Linked DNA regions of Mus musculus: region 2 is linked to region 1. A link is a loop called in an ENCODE intact Hi-C map of the cell type or tissue named here. Cell type or tissue: left cerebral cortex. All regions are shown on one strand.

The links. A loop is a pair of places that touch in the nucleus more often than their neighbours do. Peaks named below come from ENCODE experiments on the same cell type or tissue, not always from the same donor. Only the 100,000 strongest peaks of a DNase experiment are listed, where the experiment ranks them.
Region 2: it touches region 1 in a loop (2.5-fold over the local background); 6 of 42 quality-filtered maps call a loop at or near these places.

The regions. Positions count from the first base shown.
Region 1 is chr13:95,736,771-95,744,770 of GRCm38, forward strand. All of the region lies in intron 5 of Iqgap2 (IQ motif containing GTPase activating protein 2), which reads right to left. Among named protein-coding and RNA genes, the nearest start is that of Gm32702, 23 kb to the right of the region's middle. In left cerebral cortex, a CTCF peak has its summit at 3,100 (motif pointing right); DNase peaks (open chromatin) are centred at 3,104 and 6,667.
Region 2 is chr13:95,953,541-95,961,540 of GRCm38, forward strand. It overlaps Sv2c (synaptic vesicle glycoprotein 2c), which reads right to left. Exons shown (of 13, transcript NM_029210.1): 13 at 5,903-7,923. The coding sequence ends at 7,740. Among named protein-coding and RNA genes, the nearest start is that of Gm24032, 60 kb to the left of the region's middle. In left cerebral cortex, no CTCF peak of the experiment used is centred here; DNase peaks (open chromatin) are centred at 3,908 and 6,592; H3K4me3 peaks cover 660 bases; H3K27ac peaks cover 510 bases.

The DNA of each region.
Region 1 (8,000 bases):
TGTCATGGTGGCTCTGCACAGTAATGAACCCCTAATTAAGAGACAGAAGGGGAGGAAGGGTCTAAGATGCAAGGGAGTGGGAGGGAAAAGGAGGGAGGGGAGGAGAGGGAAGAGAGGAGAGGAAAGGAAGGAGGAGACAGGAAGAAAACATTCCCAATGAGATAGCAATACCTTGTTAAGTCTGCCTGTTTGTCAGTGGTGAGGATTAATTGGCTTTTATAGAGGTACTGCTCATTTAGGGTTTTTCTAGGAAATACTTATTAATGAATGTTTTCATTTTAAGGATTCTGACCTTAAATTATTGACCTTTCTCTCATTTCCTTCTTTTTCCTTCAAACCCATACCAAAGGACAGACAACAAATGGTAGGTAACTCTTAAAATACAGTAATTATTAATTTTGGTGCCAAATTCTGATTTTCATCTTACCAGGAAGAGAACATTCAACTGTGAACATTTTTTCCTCTGTGAAGAGTCATGGATTTGTAATTTGGAGCCAGGAAGGCAGGGCACCTTCGTTAGCTTAAAGTCTACATCTTGAGAGATTATCAAGGACCAAAACCCATTTGCAGTCATTGAAAACTGTAGTGGCAAAGGTTATGCCACACAAGGTCACGAGGAGACCGTGGTGACATTTAGAAAGCCATACTGTTTTATAAAGCATTTCTTATTCACTATTACCTGGGGGAAATGTATGTAGTTCTAAAAGGGAACCCGGGGGCTATAATGTGCTTAGAGAAGAGTGCTTGCCTAGCACACACCAGACCCTGGTTCCCATCCCAGCATTGCAAAAGAAAGGTTACTATATGTGATGGGTTGTATATGCTTGGCCCAACAAGTGACACTATTAGAAGGTGTAGGTGTGTCACTGTGGCATGGGCTTTAAGACCCTCATCCTAGCTGTCTGGAAGCCAGTATTCTGCTAGCAGCCTTCAGATGAAGATATAGAACTCTTAGCTCCTCCTGTGCCATGCCTGCCTGGATGCTTCCATGTTCCTGCCTTGATGATGATGGACTGAACCTCTGATCTGTAAGCCAGCCCCAGTTAAATGTTGTCCTTGTAAGAGTTGCCTTGGTCATGGCATCTGTTCACAGCAGTAAAACCCTAACTAAGGCACTATATAAAAGGGAACTCCTGGGGCTGGCGAGATGGCTCAGTGGTTAAGAGCGCCAACTGCTCTTCCGAAGGTCCGGAGTTCAAATCCCAGCAACCACATGGTGGCTCACAACCATCTGTAACGAGATCTGGTGTCCTCTTGGAGTATCTGAGGACAGCTACAGTGTACTTACATATAATAAATAAATTAATTTAAAAAAAAGGGAACTCCTACAACTGAAATGCCAGTCTCTCACTTCTCCCTGGGGACTTAGAAACCAGGCCCCACAGCTTTAATTAAAAGACAGATAAGCCAATGTTTAAGAAATGAGAAAAGGTAGTGAAAAATTCATCCTGGTATTCTTCCCTCAGAGTACCGATCTCTTCCACCTCCCTCTACAAACTCAAGTCATACCTTCTAAGAAAACTGAAAGGAAGCTAGTGAGAAAAATGGGAAGACATGACAGCAAAGCATAAGCAGGAGATGCTACAGATTATCGGGTAATATGACATTTTATGTCTCACCCAAGTATAGAGCATGCTGTCTCCTTAAGGCATAGTACCAAGTAAATACTGTGTTAGTTTAACTTAATTTCAAAGCTGCATTGTCGTACCAAAACCTGACCTAATTAGTAACACTTACCCTTAATATAGGTCCACCTCTATTTCTATATGGATGTAATACTAAGATGGTCTAATTAATTCTGTGCCTTTATTTTCGTATCTTGCCTTAAAAACTTAGGTAACAAATTTTACTAATTTCTTTCCTACACCAAATTTTCCTTTCTTAATTTTCTCCTTGGTTCTGCTGTGTTAGGTGCCTGAGAAATAAATTCTGGAATCGTGTAAGTCCACTTGAGTCTTCAGTGGCTCATTTGTTTTATTGATGCTGGGACTCTCTCAACTCAAGCCTAACGTTTTCCTCACAGGGCCATTTTTTCTTGAATATCTGATATCTTTTGATTTGGGGCTTTTGTCAGTATTTGGGTCTTGTGGTTCATCCGCTGTGGACGGAGGCATCGGGGACTCTGGGTAGCGAGGGAAAAGATGAAGGTCAGTGTTATCGTCTCCTTCTCTTACTGACATCTGTCTCTCTTGGTGGCAGTTGCTGTTGTGAAACAGATAGGGTCATCTACATGGCTCAGTTTGGTCTTCAGTTCACAGTCACTCAGACAAGGTCTCCCAGGTGACTGAATTACAGGTGTGTGTGCCCGGCTTGGCTCCCCTGCCCGTCTCTGAGCCTTTAGCTGTTTTGGGCACTGACGTTCTTTCCTGCCTTCCATACCATCATTTGTCCCTCTTAGAACAGATCCTGAGGCTCAGCCTGGCCAAGCTGATCACTCCATGCTTTGAACCTCTGCACTGGTCACCCACCTGGAACCAAGGCTCTGATGGCTTCCAGCCAGGCCGTGTCCCCTATTGTTGCTGGATGTAGCCTGCTCCCATCATGTTTCTCAATCCTGTCACATCCATTTCCTCGCGTGTGTTGGGGGGCTGTTTACATCGTTGGCCACTGGTTGACATCTCTGATTTTATTTCAAAAGTATTTTTTTAATTGTCTTATGCAGGTCATGTGCAGGGAACCCCAGCTGCTGTGAATTCACATGTGCGAATAGTATATCTTGTTCATTAACTCATTTAATTGCGACTTTATTGATGTGGCTTTCGCATATTATGCTTTTCTTAAGTTAAAGTTGGTTTAAATATCACAGACATAGCTTTAACTTGGCACAGCGGCACATACGTCGGCAGCCCCAGTGATTCAGGAGGCATGGACTGCGGGACCTTGCGGGTAGAGGGACCTAAGGCTCCAAGTCGGTTCTTGTCCCAAACATAGCTTTGTTGACAGCATGAAAGGAAAGCTTTATGCTAAAGGAATGTGGTGATTTTTCACATTCGTGATAAAGAAAGTAGGTGCAGTCTCTAACATGCCTCTGCCGTGCAGGGAAATAGTAACCCATTTCAGTGAACAAACATCCTGGTTAACTAGGAGTCACCACAAGGTGGTGCTGGGAAATTAGCCTTGCTGAGTGGGAAAGTCTGCTTTTAAATGTAAACCTGAGATTTTTCTCAAATTGGTTTGATGGAGTAGGTAGAAAACTCACTCGCATGTGGGCTCTCAAACATTGCATCCAGAGAATTAAGACTATTGTTTTTAGTTTCCACCTTCTACATTTATCATCACTGGCATTGAAATTTCACATTAGTTTCTAAAAAGATCACTTCTTCCACAGTGGGAGTTTTCTACCCAATCTCTGAGTGACAGGTCTTCCAAGCAGATTAGTACAAAGGCGAAACACCTTTCTGTAAGCCGTATTTGTCCATCATGCTCATGAGAACCAGCCATTGAAAAGCCTCTTTCCCAAGCATTTTAAGTCCAGCTTGGCTGTCCCCTATCTGACATTCATAGGAAACTGAGGCTTAATATTAAAAACGCAAATCCACTGAACAAGTGCTGCTTGCAGCTGGCTCTCCACACTGAACTTGCTGTACACTAATTACTGACTAGCATCTAACATAGCATGCCAGGAGTATTTCAGAGGAAGCTGTGGCATTAATGTTACGAGCACTGCCCAATATCTAAGCATTCTGGGTAGAGTTGGAAGCCTCTTATCCCATGAAAAGGTAAACCACGCTTGTGTTGCTGATGTAGGCCTGTACAGAAGGACCACCCGGAGCTAACTAACTCCCCCTAGCCCATAAGATACTAGTTGTATAAATCGTATCAGCTGAAGACTGGGAAGTGAAAACAGATGTTACAAAACACTATTAGTTTTATTACACTGTGCTATGGACATTTGTAAATCAAAGGGCTGAATTTGTGACGCGGAACAAGGCACCGAGATGAGTTTTTAGTGAATGGCCAGGCTTAAGTAACTTTCCAAGTTTCCTCCAGTTCTCAAATTCCAGCATTTTTTTCCTTTAAATATTTCAAATATAACAGCTCAGAGGCCTACACTGAAGTAAGTACAAGTCTGACACCAGTTTATAAACCCTTGGCCTAAAGCAAAGAGACCCAGAGGTAGTCCTTCCATATGCAAATTAGTTCAGGTAAACTTCCTGAAAAGTTAAAAAGATAAACTCTAAGGGACTTTAAGCTTCAACTAATGGAAAACCATGGAACCATGGTAGGTTTCACAAGATAGTTCACAAGTTCAAAGAGCTTAGCTTTCTGTAAGATCGTCATAGCCACGAAGTAATTCAGACAGGTGGGGCAAGAAGTATGGCATTCAGACCAAGTGGAGAGTTTTGAACAAGGAGTTGTTTGAAAGCTACAGAGAGGAACAAATGCCTTTCTCACTTCAGTCTCCATACATCCCTTCCAAGATCTGAGGAGGATTCTAGTCTGGCTTTAAGGCCTCCCCAGAGAGCTTATTTGTAAATTCAAATGTACACTGCAAGAATTACAATCAACCTGGTATTTTAGAGGAACATTTAGTAAATCAGTTTCTTTGGGAGAAAGAGGCCTCTAAGAGAAGGGAATGCTAAATCACTGAAGGTTATACATTCATGCCTGGGCAATGTGTCTAACACACCTCCATTGGTGGGTCCAGGTAGCCAGGAAGCGGTGGGAAGAGCTGGGGCAAGGAGCCCTCTACAAAGCAGGCAGTAGATTTAGAACAACTGGTCAACCAGAAGTGGGCCTGCCACTACCTTCCTCACAAATTCAAGCCCTACAACTCTCTACTCCAGCCACGCTACAGCTGCTGCAGCCAGGATAACACATTGCTTCTAACTCTGCAATGAGAGCAATCTGCACCCATTAAACAGTGGATGCCAGTTAAGCATTGGTACCGCATTTGAACACTGGAGAGCTGAACACAACTACAGAAACTCCAGTGCTGTAGTACTGCTTACACTCAGGGGAGACCCATAGGTTTCCACTGCAGCAGACTTGTGATGGCCTATTAAATGGCACAGTAAGAAAAGTGGCATCTAGCACCCTTACGATGCTAAAACTAGAATAACCAATAGTCGTGAGTGACCCTGAAGGGATTTCTTGAACAGTAGTTGATTCCATATCTTAAAGCAGCAACCAGGGGGAACAGAACAAGGACATCTGGTTGTATCCACAATACAAGGATTCTTCAAAGAAGCCAAGGGCAGTGCTACAGAGGCAAAGGGGCTGCCATGACTAATCAACCTCCAACTGTCTAGTCTGTGCAGAAGGTATTAGACAGGCAGGGTGGTGCACAAATGTAGTCCCAGTACTCACAAGGTAAAGGGCTGTGAGTTTAAGTTCAGCGTGGGAGACACAGAGAGAGCATACTATGAACAAACAGGAAAATAATCATCCTGGTTCAGTCTTAAGCACAGAGTTTAAAGCAATCAACAGAGTATACCGCACAGTGTACAAAAGGGAAGTCCTTAGAGATAAACTGTTTATGCATAATTCTTTGTTTCACTTTTGCAAAGGGAGGGTTATTAAAGCCAAGGTACTTTGTTCTTTCTCTGTTTATGGAGCGTAGGTAGGTCCGTGTTTTTAAACTACATGTACAACAGGAAATAATAACAGGTCAGAAACTCTGAACTAGCCAAAAAGTCTCCCCAAAGCAAAGGGAGTGTCCCAAGGTAAGGATGGACTGTAGAAGGCAGGTTATGAGAGAAGTGAGCACCGACCAATCACACAGAGAGGCCAGGAACCAGGTGTGAGGAGCAAATCGACAACAGCACGAAGAACACTCAGTTGTCCCTCCCTTGTCTCCTAGGAGATGGAAGCCTCTAGAAAATCCAACTCTAATTTTAAGAAGAAAGTGAAAAAAGGCATACATACGCTTCTAATAATGTTAACAGGTCAGGCCAATACGTCACTGTGACAGGACAATGTGTTGTACAACACCGGCCAAGAGAAACTTAGGGAGCGAGTCACTGTAGGGTAACAGGGAGGGGTAGACAGTAAAGAAAAATCTACCTGAAAGCCACAGACTTAGACATTAAAACGGTGCTGACTTATGAACCACGTAAAGTTGAACTTGATGCTGTTGGCCAAGTTCTGACTTACCTTGAGACAAGAGCCCAAAGAGAAGAGCCATGTTCAACAAGGAGCAGGTCAGATACTAGACTTAAAGGTGGTGCCCTTTTGATTCTGGTGACATTAAAAATCATGTTGCCTCACTTTAGGTATCACAACAGGATAGCAGCGCTAGGGCAGGTCACTTTAGTGTGTGAACAATGAACGCAAGAGCGAAACGAAGCTGGGATCTGTCCCAGCTGGTTGCAATGGTGAGTGTCTAACCCAGACAGGGCATCTCATCTGCTCTTAAGGGATGTGAAGGAAATCGCGTTGTTTTAACAGTCACATTATGGTTTAAATCATTTCAACATATTCAATCTTATAACTGTTTAAACATTGAACAGTTGCTGAATGTCACTTGTTATGTCTTTATAAACAGAGCACCATCCGACACACAGTTTTTCTGTGTACATAAAACGGCCTCCAGACATTAAAAAAAAAAAAGTGTAGTAACTCAGCTAGGCTTTCAGAACGGGTTTCTTTCTGTTGCATAGGCTTTAGAGCATTCCAAAGGAAGCCACAAGAGGAAAACATGCTCCATACAGATTTTAAATCCAATGTCTCCAAAATAGCAACAGTGGTTTGTGCGTGATTTTGCGACATTGACTGTTTTAGCTCTTTTAAAAACATTCTTTCTACATTTTCCAGTCCTCTTTCCCCCAAGTGAGAATATGCTACTTTTTTTTAAATAGGAAAAAAAAAAGGATAGATATTTCCTTGAAAAAGAGAGGAGGCCACCCACCAAGAAGGCCAGTCCCTCTCAGTTAGACCAAGTTTGAAACCACCAAGCTGAGCTGGTTAAAGGGGCCCAGCGGTGACAGGCAGTGAGGCTGGAATCAGGTACCAGACAAAAAGGCAAGGGGCAGGGGAAGAAAGCAAGGACAGACACCTAGGGCTGGTGGGTTGTTAACTCCACATCAGACTCCTGACAAGTTTGGTCAGGGTCCCAGCTGAACTTGTAGGTCAGTCAGCCCTTGGGCTAATCCGGAAGGAAGTCAGGGTCTGAGAGGCAAAGCTACCCGGAGTAACCTTCCCTCCTGGCTCCTGAGCTATAATCCAAACCTCTGGCCTGCCTAGTCCTCTACCAGGTAAGGACAACTCTCTAATCCAGCAGTGCTGTAGCTGTAGCAGCCGGGATACACATGCAGCCAACTCTGCAACGAGAGCAAACTGCACTCATTTAATAAAGGCTGCCTCCATGCGCCTTGCACACAGAATATCAGCCTCCTGGAAGACCGACAGCCTTCTAAACCACCGTAGAGGAGAGCTGTATAGACAAGCCCTGGACACTCGGGATTTCTCATTTCCTTCCTGAGAGGCAGCTGCACAACGTGAAGACAGAGGATAGTGAAGGGCAGTTCCCCATGACAGAATGTGGTCATATGTATGATATGCATGGCACTGTATGTATCTGCTCCAGGATGTCAAAAAGGCACAAAGACATCTGTGAAGAGTAACTGATAAAGATCCAGAACCATGACTTCGACATCTGTACATCCATGCAGTAATAAATGAGAAAGAACCCGTTCTTCGTTTCAGAGCTGAACAAGCCGTTATTTAAACTATGGTAGATGGACATTTGTGAATCCCTATGTCGCTCTATGTAACTTCTTAGGAGCAAAGACTTTGCCTGAAAGGAACTTAACATGCTGTGTCTTTGTAAGCTGGAGGACATATGGCCCAGGTGTCTACTCCAGCAAATCAATTGAAGCCCACACACACTGCCCTGGAAGCCGGCTACGAATCTGAAGATCACCGGCTCGATATCCGAACATAATGAAGGCTGGCTTAGCAGGTCACAAAAGCAGTCCTAACCACATAGCGTTAAGTGACTGCCCCAAGCTTTGACAAGAACTCCCTGAGGACTGCTAAGCAGCACATTCGAAAGAAAA
Region 2 (8,000 bases), 220 kb after region 1:
TTCCCGGTTGTTTTGATTTTTTGTTTCTTTGTTTGTTGGTTTTTTAATGTGCCCAGATCCTCCATGGAGCAATGGGATGAAGAGTAGTAAATTGTGAATAAGGTTGCTATGGCAATGAGAGAGGACCTTGGGGAAAACCACTTGGAAGAAATCAGGGTATGAACCAAAAGAAGGAAGCCTGCAGCAGAAAAGGTCCCCAGCACCCCCACTGGTGGTTTAGGACGGTCTGCAACTGCAGCTGCGGGGGACCCGACGCTTTCTTTTGTCCTCTTCAGAGACTTCCATACACATGATGCATATTTACACAGACACATGCACAGTTAAAAATGCAAATTCTTGGTGAGAGGCCATGATTTGAGCTGGTATCATGGCTACCCTGGAAACAGAGGTAGGAGAGTCCCTGGAGTGTAGCCTGTCAAACACAGCTAGATCCTGTATTAAAGAAGAGCAGGGGGTACTGGGGTGTTCTGTTAAAACCAGTCAAAAGTCTTCTTTGGGGAATAGCAAATATGTGTCTTTGTAGTCTCCTGTTTCTGCCTCTAATCTGAACACCATCAAATATAGCCTCCCCCCCCCATTGTTCTCAAATGAATGTTCCAGTCATTATCAATTAATTAGAGGTGATTGTGAGATAGAAATCTGTTAAATGTTCTTGCTTTAGGGCAAAATAACACAAGCATCTGGTTCACCAGCAAGCAGCCCCAATACAAACATTTTCTTCATAGAGGCTCTAGGTAACCATTGGAAGGTATTCCTGGGAAATCAACAGACCAGGACCACAGACCCAGCCCACAAAAGCAACTAAGACTGGCCTGTACCAGAGGAACCGGCTTTCTCTGGAACCTAGGACATAAAAGTGGGCTTTTGAATTTGTTCATTTGTCTTGCTCCCTCTCTCTACCTGGGATAGGGTCTTTCTGTGTGGCCTAGGCTGGCCTCAAACTCTCAATTCTCTCTCTTCAGTCTCTTGAACAACAGGCTTGTTACCCCCCACTCCCCATCCCCCACCCTCAGCAAAAATGTGTTTGTGCTTTTCGAGTTATTTAGAAGAGACTGTCAGTCACACGGCCATCTTTATTTGAATATAATGGAGCAAAAAATGCTCTTTTATTAATCTGATGTACATTAAATACCTTTGCAGCTGTTACATGAATGATAGTTATCTGGCATATAAATGTATACACACTTCCACATGTGATAGATCTACGCTGCACACGAGCCATCCCACACAGAGCATGCCCTGTCACAAGGATACACATGGCCGTCTCGGGACTTTTAGTGAAGATGCACTTGGCCCAACATTTTGGCAATCAGAAATGAGACACAAAGGAGCATACCAGAAAGATGAGTTCACAGCAGGGTCAGCAGAACTTGATGGAGACTCCAGAAAGCTGACATGGGAGTTACTGAGGGTCACACATGCAGCACAGATATACACTACAACAGGGGGACTGGACCACACAGTGGGACAGCAGACAGAGCACTAAATATAGAAAAGAGAAAGAATACAACGCCTAACACCCATATACCCAAACCAAGGACAGGACCGAGTTGCCAAAAGCCGGGTGGGGTTATAGTCCGAGGTGGAAGCGGACCTCTTCTAGGGCTTTCCTTCAGCTAGACCCTGATCAGGAGCACATGGTCTGTTCAATGTATTCCAGGGTCAGGCAGAGACTATAAAACCACATTTGGGAAAGTGCGTGAAATAGCTAACTTACTGCAATTCTCCCTGAAGGAACAACACCCAGAGGCCAATGGGTTCTCTGGATGGCTGGTCTTAGTCTGAACCAATTAGGAATGTGGAGAGAAGCCTTTGAGTATTGACATGAGCGCATGCTAAATCTTTCCTTCCCATGGACTTATGAGTAATGTCATGCTGACTCACAAGCCCAAGGGGACATTCAACTCCACCTGGCCTGGATCAGTACGTTGGGAGGCCCCACCTCCTTCCCCAACAAACCCAGGACCCTGTGTATGCTACGGAAGCATGCTACTGCTGAGTTATGGGAAGTTAGACAGTCTTCATGGCTTCAGAGAGTGGTACATTGGCGAATGTTTACCAATACCTGGGGTGCTATAGGGGTAGGAGGAGTCTGACCTGGAGTATTTGTCACTTTCCATGCTGTAATTGTTACAGCTGTGGATGAGCTCAGCATAATGTCACTGACCCTGTCATTGGGACACCATTATTACAGTACTTCCAAAATAGAGATGTAATAGGCATATCATACTTTCCTCAAGGGCATGACTAATAAAAAAATGTAGAAAATAAGTAGGAAGTGATGAGTTTTGAATACATATTGCTTTAAAATATAGCTGATTTAATTGCAATGACGGCTACATTTCTTGACTGCCTTTCAAAAATTTCTGAAACGTAAGCCACTGGCTCTAAGATTGTGGTTGAGCCTGTTCCCAGCCATGGCTGGCTTTAGATGACACCATCCCTTCTGGTCTGGATGGTCAGTCCTCAGAGCACCAGGGCGCTGCTCAGGGACAGGATCTCCTTGGTGTCAGGGAAGGTATTTGGCTTGGTGTAAAAGCTTCTCTGAGTTTGAACCAAAGCCTGAAAGCTGTTGTCTCTTCTTAGTTCTCGATTTTCTTAGCTCTAGGGGCCATGCAAATATGGTAGGACAGGCCAAGGATGGGCAATGGTTGTAGTTTAAGCACCTGGCCTTCAGTTCTGTGTAGGTATTTACACAGACAAGGAGTGCCAGAGACTATATACCCTCTCTCTGTGTCTTGCTTCCTTGGAGGATCCAGAACCCCAAAGATCCTTTGCAGCTTCAAAACACTTGGCAACAACCCTGCAGCCCATTTCAAACTAGAACCTGTAAACTCCCTGGCCTCCTGGTGTCAGAACCTGTTTTCTGGGTGACTTATCGCAGAGGCAAGAGAAGGAAAAAGTCTGCAAGACAGTGTGACGGGGTCACAAATCTCTACCATCAGAAAGGAAACACCCCCAGGAGGGTTGGCTTAGAGGCTGGTCTCTGGCATGCTGAGGCCCTGAAAAGAGAGCTTCTAGCATGCCCAGAGAGGACACACTTACTGCCTAGCTCCCCATAAAGAACAGCTCTGGAGAAACAAACTTCTCCAGAGAGGCACCTGCTCTCTTTGCTGCTGTCTCTTCTTTGATCAATATCTTAGTGCAATTTCCTGTTGAGACCATTTAAAGAAACATAGACATGAATGTATGTGTGTGTGTGTGTGTGTGTGTGTGTGTGTGTGTGTGTGTGTGTTTTCAAGTACTGTTTAATACACCCTAGAAGCAGTTCATTCTCTTTCAGGTAACCCCCAGTCATGCATAGTTCTTGTACTACCTGTTTGTTGTAGATTATAACTTGCTTAACACTTGGAAAAATAAGACATTGATAGAGACCTAATACAAGATATACGACTGTCTTGTCTGTGACTCCCTGCTCTGTGTTCTCAAAGAAACACTACAAAGGGTTAAATATCTGTATACAGCCCAGAGTCTCAACACCTAGCACACTGGAGGCCAAGCCTTAGATGATATTAACCCAAAAAGCATGTGAAAGAAGAACAGATGTACTCTACCCAACTCTCTCCTCTACCCAGCTCCACCGGTTTAATCAGTGAGCTAACAGACACACAGACTGTGTACCCCGTGGCTCGAAATGCTGGGCTTATTAAACTGCATCTGGGTGTTGAGAAAAGTATAGGGAAGCCCTGGCGATCGATCGATGGTTTGTGTGTGGTTGGTGAGAGACTGTTGACAGGGGAATGGGACAGTCAAGAGTGAAAGCGACAGAACAGGACGTGGAGAGCTGCCAGCTTCCTGAAACAGGGAAAGGGCATGCACTATGGCTAAGAGATCCTGACAACTTCCTTTGGTCAGATGACAAGAGAAATTTCACCTAAAATAGACACTTCGCTCAGCAGAATGCAAACGTGAAGAAACACATCGGTTACTTCAGGGCACTCCACTGTGTAGATGTGTGTTTGTTGTCTCAGCATGCCTATTTTGGGGGTGAGGGGGTGAGGGGTAGGAGTAGTTGGTAACTATGTTTGGCACAATATGGGATTTAAGGGAAACCTGATATAGAGCCACTAGGCCCCAAACAATATGGTAATTGTCTACAGTTCCAGGTGAAGGTCAAATCTAGGCATCCTGGTTTCAGAGCCTTTTGTACATGAACACGTAAGGCATCCTGAGGAAGAACTAGGGAAAAGCCTTTTTGATAGAAGGTAGACACAAATTGGAGAATATCATATTCTATTGTGGTTGGCAGAGAGTGTTCCCACGGAATGCTCTGGAAACAATCCTAGAGTTTAGAATGTCTCCCAGGTATGCTAATCTCATTGCTGGAACGTTATCAATGGAACACTGGACTCCCCCTTGGTTGTCACACCCCTTCCTCCCCATTGATCTCTTAAGATATTCTGAAATTGAGTGAACTTTTGGTGCAAACTTGAGCTCTGATTGGATGAGATTTGCAGATGAGGGCCCATCTACCAATTTATGTGTAACCATTGAGAAGCACTAGATCCATTTAAGGCAGCATTTCGAGAAAATAGTGAAGTAGATGGATAGGGGACTCTAGGATACAGCCATGTGTGGTCTACTTCCAAGTGTCTGTCTTTTAACTGCAGTGTGTCTTCTGGGGCGGTACATTCCCTGGGTAGATAACAATGGCTCTGAACTGAGAAGCACTTAAAACCAGGGGGTGGGCATAGGCAACAGGACAAGTGCTCTAACCTATTGTATGAGTCTTCCCAAGCCAACTCCCACCCTCCTTAGAGACTTGCTTATTCTCTTGGAGAATAAAATAGAACCATTCTTTTTCTCTATAGATGGAGAAACTGAGGACCAGTATGCCCAGTGACTCGATTCTTGGCCTTTTGGCTGAGATCAAGTCCTTCTCCTTAGAAAGATCTCTGCCTGCTTAAGGACCCATTGCTCTTGGGTCATGGGCGAGTACTAGTATGAGATGAGTCGGGAAGTAGGACTGAATGTGAGGCTTACGACCCAATACATAGGGCAGAGCGTCTCACGGAAGCCACAGCTCAGAGCAGCTGGTTAGCTGGTGCTACTATTTGTTTTAATTTCTTTCCCATTGAGAGGAGTCAGAGATAATAAAACGTGGGAGCGTCCTGGGCTGATTCTGAAGAGTAACGGTGGGGATTTTAGTTAGAAAAGGAGTTCAAAATGCAGGTACAGATGGAGCTGTGTCACTTCTGAAACAGCTTTCAATTTCCTTGTCCTGTATGTGAATGACACGGGATAGCAGATGTCTACCCTGGTGTCAAGGCCCATGACACTCATAACTGGGGCTTCTGTCGAATCTCATGGTTGGATCTTAACCTCTAATTATACCTGAACAAGCCACAGCATGTATTTGAGAAGCAACAAGAACCCTGTCGTGGAAAGGAAAGGTTACACACAGTGAAGAGGCTGAGGGAAATGTGTGGGGAGTGGGCAAGACGGCAACCAAGAAGGCTTGTGACCACTGATTGTCCAGGAGGTTATAGAAGAGATCCCTCTTGGGCCACCTGGGAAGCTTGGGGTAGTTGACAGAAATGGTTTTTCTGAAGGGGACAGATGGTCTTATAAAGAAGGGTTCTGTTGGGTCATCCCATGCTGGCCCAACCCAGTGTCCAGATAAAATTCTGAATGACTGTGTCTTGCAGTTTGGAATGTACTTGTAGCTAAATCAGGGAGCAGAGACAATTTGAGAGTAAAGACTATCCAGTAAGATCACTACCACAGCAGGCCAGAGTAGAGAAAGCAATGCCTTTGATTTGTATGGTTTGTTTGCTTGTTTGTTTGTTTGTTTGTTTGTTTTGAATGGGAAGATAGGGATTCATATCTTACTTTTGCAGCAATTTTGTTGCATGCCACATTCAACCAAAAGGTCTGCTCTGGGCCTCAAACATGTTTTTTTCAAAAAGAAAACAACCATGGTGCAAATAGGAGAGAGAAATGAGCCTGCATGGAAAAAAAAATAGATACTCCTTAGGTTTTTGAAACACAGATTTGTTTCCCAGGGATGAGAAACAGAAGCGAGTTCTGTTCTGGCCCTGCCTCATTGGTGTCTTTCAAATCAATCAATGATGCTTCGAAGATTCCCTGGTCAGCTCTGCAGCTCTGGCTCTCATAGCCTGGATGTCCAGGCTCTGAGTACTCAGGTTATCTGCAGGGAACCACTTTCTCTCTGCAGCTTCCCATCTTAACTCAAGGCTGCCCCCTCCACCACGCCTGCATTACTTAATGGGGGCAGTGGATTAATGGTTTATGTTAATCAAAGAGCTTTTCACAGAATTTCAGCTCCAGGAGGGATCAGGGAACATGTGAGGGGAAGGGAGGCAAGGCAGAGGGGACTCCAGGGAGCAGGGCCATCTCTGAACAGATTCTTGGGAACAGAAGTTTCCTTTTTTCTGGAAGGCCCGGGGCTGTGGTCATGCAAGAAAAGCGTAAAATAAGCAAAGAGGATTCCCCCTCCAACAAGACAGAGGCAGTTAAACAAAGAATGCTGTTTAAACACAGGCCTTACGATGGTTGCTATCACAGGCTGCAAATCTACAAGGAGGCTTCAGATTTCAAAGACGCGTAAAAGGATGGGCCTGGGGGAGGGGCACCGGGCAAGAGACTCGAAGGTCCTTTAGCTGACAGCTGGCCCGTGGGAACGTCCTGCTGACCCCTCCCTCCTTCCATGCTCAGGAAGATTCCAGAGGTAAAACAGATATTCACCCACCAGGAAATGCTGTCCTGCCTGCCGGAGGGTTGCTGGGGAGAGCAGGCAGGCTCAAAAACTGTCCAGAGACAAGGCTAGGAGCCCACAGCCTGGGGACACTGGAGGGACATGACCTGATGTGGAGATTTGGGCTAAAAATGTAACAGTGGACAGTTGATCAAAGGAGGGTGGGTGGTGTTGACCCGCAAGGGACCGTACAAGAGAGGCTCCCGTCTGTGTTTCCCAAATGGCTTTGGTTGTGAATTCCAATTTCTATCTAAAAATCTGCCTTGTGCTGCTCAGGTAGGGTTTCGTTGCCAAGTGGGGATAGACTTTAAACTTTTCTTGTTAACAAAACCACCCTAATCATCCTGCCCAAAAGAGCCCCGCCCAGAAGTGCTTGGTGTCACACAATTGTCTTGAAACCCCCTGCTGTAACAGCTAGAGTGGCTGGCAGGCTGTCTTTTTTCTAAGAAAACAGGAAGTATCACTCGGTATGAGAAAAAGAAAGAAAGAAAGAAAGAAAGAAAGAAAGAAAGAAAGAAAGAAAGAAAGAAAGAAAGAAAGAAAGAAAGAAAGAAAGAAAGAAAGAAAGAAAGAAAGAAAGAGAGAGAAAGAAAGAGAGAAAGAAAAAAGAAGAAAAAGAAATCCCTTTCCTCAGCACAAAATTATGCCAATTTAAACTTCCTGTTAGTAGAGCGTCGCCAGCAGGGTCTATTTCTTACACCAGCACAGACTTTTTAGATTCTTGGTGAATGTAGTCCTTGGGGAAGCCTGGTCAACTGAGACATTTTAGGAACACTTCCACTGGGCACTGAGAAGCAGGAACATCACAGTTAGGAAAAGCTAACAGTGCACGGGGGGAGGGGGGGCGGGAAACCCTGCAAATCACACTGGCGGGGTAAGACAATACGCAGCTACACGTTACATCACAGCAAAAGTTTGTGTTCTGATACTTGGCCACCTTTCTATACATTAAAACTCTGAAGCTTTGAGTCAGGCAATACGACCGACCCACGGTGGGAGGAAGGGAATGGCTTTTGTCACGTCACATCAGAACCTGGGTTCGTGTGTCGGGCAGGCGCAGCCCCACGAGTCCTCCACACACGAGCACAGTGGAAGCCAGCAGGATGGGGATGGCTTTGGTGATGCTGACCAAGGAGCCGAAGATTAAGTTTCCCAGGACGGCCGCCGCTTTACAGAGGGCGTTCAAGAAGCCGAAGCCCGTTGCTCTGCAAGGGACAGAAACACAGTCAAGGTTTAGAAAATGATGCTCGGGAGTCCAGCTTTAAACTTACACGTTCTGCGC